Regions from separate parts of the Homo sapiens genome. Here region 1 is linked to region 2. Evidence: read pairs that join two places in POLR2A ChIA-PET (ENCODE). Cell type or tissue: OCI-LY7. All regions are shown on one strand. Links, peaks and the distances in the headings refer to the core of each region. The heading gives the core; the rest is flanking DNA.

Region 1 (2,912 bases), core at 231-2,730, 150 kb before region 2:
AAAAAAATTTACCAACAGCAAACTAGATTTCCTCTTTGGGCCTCCCATGCTTCCATGCACCCCTGGACTGGCAGATTTTAATCTTGGATTCTGTTCACCTTGGTAACCTCCAGCGCGTGTGATTATGCTGTTTCCCTACTTATTAAGTTAAAAGGATGTGTTTTCTATGGCAATGGAGACAAAAACAATCTCTTTCCAGAGACTGTATCCTGGCCTGGCCGGAGACTGTTCTGTCTTTTCCATTTGTCATTTCTGGGGAGGGCATGAGCTTTCCTGAAGTTCCGTGTGTGATAGGGCGGCTCCCTTTCAGGAGCATTTGAACAAAAGCTGAAAGTGGCTACATCATTGCTTCCCACGAGGCAGGGGTTTGGTTCGGCTCCCTGGTTTCAGCCAGAGATGAGCTTTGAGAAACTCAACCATAAGGGACACAAGAAATGTATCCTCACTCCACCCCCAAGTAACTAGTGAGGGCTGGAGTTGTCCCTTTCCACCCCGCTTGCCGTCTGTCCTCCCACCCCCCAGGGCTCAGAAGAAGCTGCCACAGGAATCTCGGCTGCCCACCCTGAGGCCGCACAGCTCTGGTTTTAGGGTTATGAAAACCACGGCTCTAACAGGGAGAATTCCATCACTAAATCTGAAAGAAGAGGGCCTAGATGAAACCAGGGAGCAGCTTTGGGGACTCACGCCACCTTATGCCTCGGCCTTGTGTTTTAAACCAAGTCGTTCCTTTCTGCCTCTGGTTACATAGATAGGTGACAAAAAAAAAATTATAGAAAAATGTTATCAGATTCCCTGGTTTTGGGAAGAGGGGCGTGAGGGAAAAGGCCTTCTCAAGGGCAAACTTTGAAATGTAAGAAGTTTCTCTCCACTCTTCTTCCTGACTGAAAGGCTTCACATTGGCTAGGGATCACAGAAGTCACTTCCACACTCGCTGTAATGGGGACTGCCAGGCACTAAAAGGAGCATCCGTCACCTCTCAGATGGGGCCAATCACACATTTCAGGAGCAAACAGTTACAGTTAGTAGACAGATTTCCTAGACACTTGCCCTTATGGGAAATTAAAGTACCCCCTACCCCCCTCAAAATAGCTCATAAGTCTAAGGATCTTCCCCAGCCCATCAGAGGATGGAGTTCTGAGTGGACTGTGCTAGATTTTTAGGGGATATCTTTTTCTGAATTGCTTTTTCCAGAACGAATGACTTCCATTATGTTCAGCCAGGGACCAATTTTTCACTTAAGTATGTAAAGCAAAATATGACTTTTTCCCTGGATATGTTACAACAGAAAGCTTTCCTGACAGCTGCCAGGCAGGTGATTAAAGCGTATTATATAAAAGCCCAGGTACAAGTAAGAGGGTGACCTTGAGTTCTCAAACCAGTGTAAAATGCTATTTAAGATGGATTCAGAGAGCTCTGCTGTGTGTAAGGAATGCCTGCATTTTCAGAAAACAGCAGATGAAGACTCATTCATGCAACACACACGTATTGAACAGCTGTTGCCCTCCAGCCCTACATTCATTCATTCATTCATTCATTAATGCATTCATTCATTCATGTGTTCATTCATTTATAGAAGGTGCCAGGCACTGAGTTACATTTGAAGAACAATCAGGGGTGATTTTCAACACATGTAACAGGAAGGCTTTCACCCTAACTCACCAGTTTTGTTTTTCAGGGTTTCAGGAGGACTTTGGAGATATTGCTGGGCCTGTGCTGGAGGCCCTTTGCTCCTGTGTCAGGTGTTAACCCTTGAGTCACTTGGTGCATTTTGATATTTTAGTAACCACTACAGCTTGCCAGCTGGCTCAGTCCTGAATACAGTAATATACAAGTCCTTGATCTCTGGAAGCCAGCATTTTAGAGTCTGCTACATTTCCAGAAAAATAAGCCTGAGTCCCAAGCTGACCTGAGCCCAAAGTCCTGCATGGGCTTCAGGAGGTTCTCAACTCCCATGAAAAGGAGGCAGCAAGGGCCCTTCTAATCCAAGGCTGAGCATCAGATGGAGCTTGAGCGAGCCAGGGAGTCCTGCTAAGGATGATGAACCAGGAGAGGGACTCCCCTGGCTCTCCAAGCTCTGTTTCTCACAGGACCCAGTAGGGCTGTGGCCTCCACCTGTGGAATCAGGCCTGCCACACTCCAAGACCAGCAGGCCTCTGAGCAGGGGGTCTCTAAAATAGCCCAGCAGATGACTCAGTTCCAAGCTTCCACTTTGATGGTAGGGCTTCTCACCTGTTGCTTTTCTTACAGCCAGCTCTCTTCATACATTTAGGTTACCTGCCTGGCCCCTATGGACATGTGATTCCTCAGCTACCCTCTTCCTAAACACAGGTTTCATTTAGAGTCAAAGTTAGAAGCATATTAACCTAGGCCTGAGCCTGTCTTAACTTATTTTACCCGTAATGAGGGTGAACAGTCATCATTATTGCTCTGATAAAACATGTACAGGAAGTCTAGAAGTATGCAAGGGGCTCACCTCTCTGGTGAATTGTCAGCAAGTATCAGGTTAAAGGAAAACAGTGAGAAGAGAAAGCAATAATGGGCAAATTTAAAGTAACTATTGGAGAAAGCTTATAACAATTGGGAAGAAAATCTTGGATTCCAACAGCCCCAAATCATGTAAGACCTACAATTTCTACATGAGTACCAAACAATCAAGTTATTAGGTTATTAAATGAAATTCACTATGATTACAAATAGTTTCCTGTAAAAGTCCAATATTGTATAAAATATTACTATAAACCAACATTATTGTCTTTAAAACTCATTTACTGGAAACTTTGCATTCAGATACCGGCCATCACCATCTAACTGGTCCCCTTGGAAGACCTGCTCCTTTTCCCATGACACCCCTACAGAAAACATTTTAGAACTCCTTGTCCCAAATCCTTGTGTGGGCTAATCCTCAAAGCCAA
Region 2 (2,912 bases), core at 219-2,718:
TTTTATTTTTTTTGTAGAGACAAGGTTTTGCCTTGTTGTTCAGGCTCATCTTGAACTTGTAGCCATTTATGCCTAGTGTTCCATTATTGGAAGCTAAGCATGTGGGAGCTACTTATATCCTACTGCTCAAGGTCATCACCAAGGTCTGATTGCAAAAATTCAAAAAACTGCAACTTCAGGAATCCACCCACCTTGGCCTCTCAAAGTGATGGGATTACAGGCATGAGCCACCACATCTGGCCAAGTTGTATACTCATATACCTGCATTTGTCAGTCATTATCTAATAACCCAGCAAGAAGAGTGTACTAGGAAACAAATGCTGGATCTCTAGAACTCCTCTCTTGCCACTATTACTTTCTATACACGTATTCATTTTCCAGAAAGAAGCATGTTGTTTCATGCTGCAGTGCTTTAACACACTTTTTTTCTCGTTTTTAAAAGATGCCTTTTCCTATTTTATCAACTTTGTGAGATCAGGCTTAGTCTTCAAACTATGCTCATGTGTCATCACTCAGTGAAGTCTTTTCTAATCTCAGACACAGTTGACTACTGTGCCCCCACCCACTGCACTGAAGAACATTTTTTGGTGCATGTGATTTTATAAGATCCTTGGGGATGGGATTTAGCTTGTTCACTTTTCTATTTCCAGAACTTAACCAACTGTCTGGCACTCAGAAGGTGCTTAACAAGTATTCAAGGGAACTGCATATTAACTAACAATCAAGGAATGGCCTAGATAACTAGATCTCTTTTTCAAATAAAGTTATATAAAATATCAATGTGTGAGACAATTGTATTTTATAAGTATAAATGTTAACTTTTAATAATATTTACATATAAAATCATGAGGACTGCTTAGATTAAGGAGAAATTTGAACTCAAGGGTCTTATATCAACTCTATCTTAAAACTCACTTTATGTCTGTATTTTTGTCTTGGTTAACTCAATATTAAGAAAACTCCAATTAATATTCATAAGCAGTTGCAAATGGTAATGGATTTTTAATAGCTCAATATGTAATCTAAGAATACACTTCAGTTATGTTGAGATTTCCATAGAAATTTTATGGTGATATGTGAACAAAAAATTAATTTGGCAGCAAAAGTAATGTATTGGTGATTGATTCCTAACCTCTTAAAATTTGGTATATAACACATCTAAGGTCCTGTATTCATTTCTGTCACACCTTCAAAATGTTAAAAATAATTTAATCATGGCTTCCATTTCTAGTGAGATATGAAAATCTCCCTTTCCTCAAGAAAATGTTGACTAAAATACAATATTTTAAAATGCACAGCTAAATGTGCAAGAATGTATTGGTAATACCTAGGAAGCAAAAACAAAGAGAGGACTGAAAACCCAAAGCTGTTATACATAAATTGACTCTATCAGTGTCTTAGGAGAGGCTGCTGATGTTGATGAGAAGGTCCCTGGGTTTACCTTCCACATTGGGATAAAAAATGAAGCCCTGGGTTTCTGAGTTACAAGTGAGACCTTCCCACAGAAAGGCTCAACTCCCAAAGTGCTACACTTTTGAGACTTACAGGGTACATTTAAAAAAAAAATCAGAGGGAGGAGCCAAGATGGCCGAATAGGAACAGCTCCGGTCTACAGCTCCCAGCGTGAGCGACGCAGAAGACGGGTGATTTCTGCATTTCCATCTGAGGTACCGGGTTCATCTCATTAGGGAGTGCCAGACAGTGGGCGCAGGCCAGTGTGTGTGCGCACCGTGCACTAGCCGAAGCAGGGCGAGGCATTGCCTCACCTGGGAAGCGCAAGGGGTCAGGGAGTTCTCTTTCCGAGTCAAAGAAAGGGGTGACGGACGCACCTGGAAAATCGGGTCACTCCCACCCGAATATTGCGCTTGTCAGACCGGCTTAAAAAACGGCGCACCACGAGACTATATACCACACCTGGCTCGGAGGGTCCTACGCCCACGGAGTCTTGCTGATTGCTAGCACAGCAGTCTGAGATCAAACCGCAAGGCGGCAGCGAGGCTGGGGGAGGGGCGCCCGCCATTGCCCAGGCTTGCTTAGGTAAACAAAGCAGCCACGAAGCTCGAACTGGGTGGAGCCCACCACAGCTCAAGGAGGCCTGCCTGCCTTTGTAGGCTCCACCTCTGGGGGCAGGGCACAGACAAACAAAAAGACAGCAGGAACCTCTGCAGACTTAAATGTCCCTGTCTGACAGCTTTGAAGAGAGCAGTGGTTCTCCCAGCACGCAGCTGGAGATCTGAGAACGGGCAGACTGCCTCCTCAAGTGGGTCCCTGACCCCCTGACCCCCGAGCAGCCTAACTGTGAGGCACCCCCCAGCAGGGGCACACTGACACCTCACACGGCAGGGTATTCCAACAGACCTGCAGCTGAGGGTCCTGTCTGTTAGAAGGAAAACTAACAAACAGAAAGGACATCCACACCGAAAACCCATCTGTACATCACCATCATCAAAGACCAAAAGTAGATAAAACCACAAAGATGGGGAAAAAACAGAACAGAAAAACTGGAAACTCTAAAACGCAGAGTGCCTCTCCTCCTCCAAAGGAACACAGTTCCTCACCAGCAACGGAACAAAGCTGGATGGAGAATGACTTTGACGAGCTGAGAGAAGAAGGCTTCAGACGATCAAATTACTCTGAGCTACGGGAGGACATTCAAACCAAAGGCAAAGAAGTTGAAAACTTTGAAAAAAATTTAGAAGAATGTATAACTAGAATAACCAATACAGAGAAGTGCTTAAAGGAGCTGATGGAGCTGAAAACCAAGGCTCGAGAACTACATGAAGAATGCAGAAGCCTCAGGAGCCGATGCGATCAACTGGAAGAAAGGGTATCAGCGATCGAAGATGAAATGAAGTGAGAAGGGAAGTTTAGAGAAAAAAGAATAAAAAGAAATGAGCAAAGCCTCCAAGAAA

What was found. ChIA-PET counts read pairs that join two places held together with the same protein. Peaks named below come from ENCODE experiments on the same cell type or tissue, not always from the same donor. Only the 100,000 strongest peaks of a DNase experiment are listed, where the experiment ranks them.
Region 1: POLR2A ChIA-PET joins it to region 2 with 12 read pairs; 2 of 35 experiments call an interaction of 5 or more read pairs at or near these places.

Annotation. Positions count from the first base shown.
Region 1 is chr12:96,165,473-96,168,384 of GRCh38, forward strand. All of the region lies in intron 1 of LINC02452 (long intergenic non-protein coding RNA 2452), which reads right to left. Among named protein-coding and RNA genes, the nearest start is that of LINC02452, 5.6 kb to the right of the region's middle. RefSeq lists a silencer at 819-1,113. In OCI-LY7, for the core only: no CTCF peak of the experiment used is centred there; no DNase peak of the experiment used is centred there.
Region 2 is chr12:96,314,374-96,317,285 of GRCh38, forward strand. All of the region lies in intron 3 of CDK17 (cyclin dependent kinase 17), which reads right to left. Among named protein-coding and RNA genes, the nearest start is that of CDK17, 85 kb to the right of the region's middle. RefSeq lists enhancers at 1,201-1,833, 1,834-2,464. In OCI-LY7, for the core only: no CTCF peak of the experiment used is centred there; a DNase peak (open chromatin) is centred at 1,534; H3K4me3 peaks cover 1,193 bases; H3K27ac peaks cover 1,174 bases.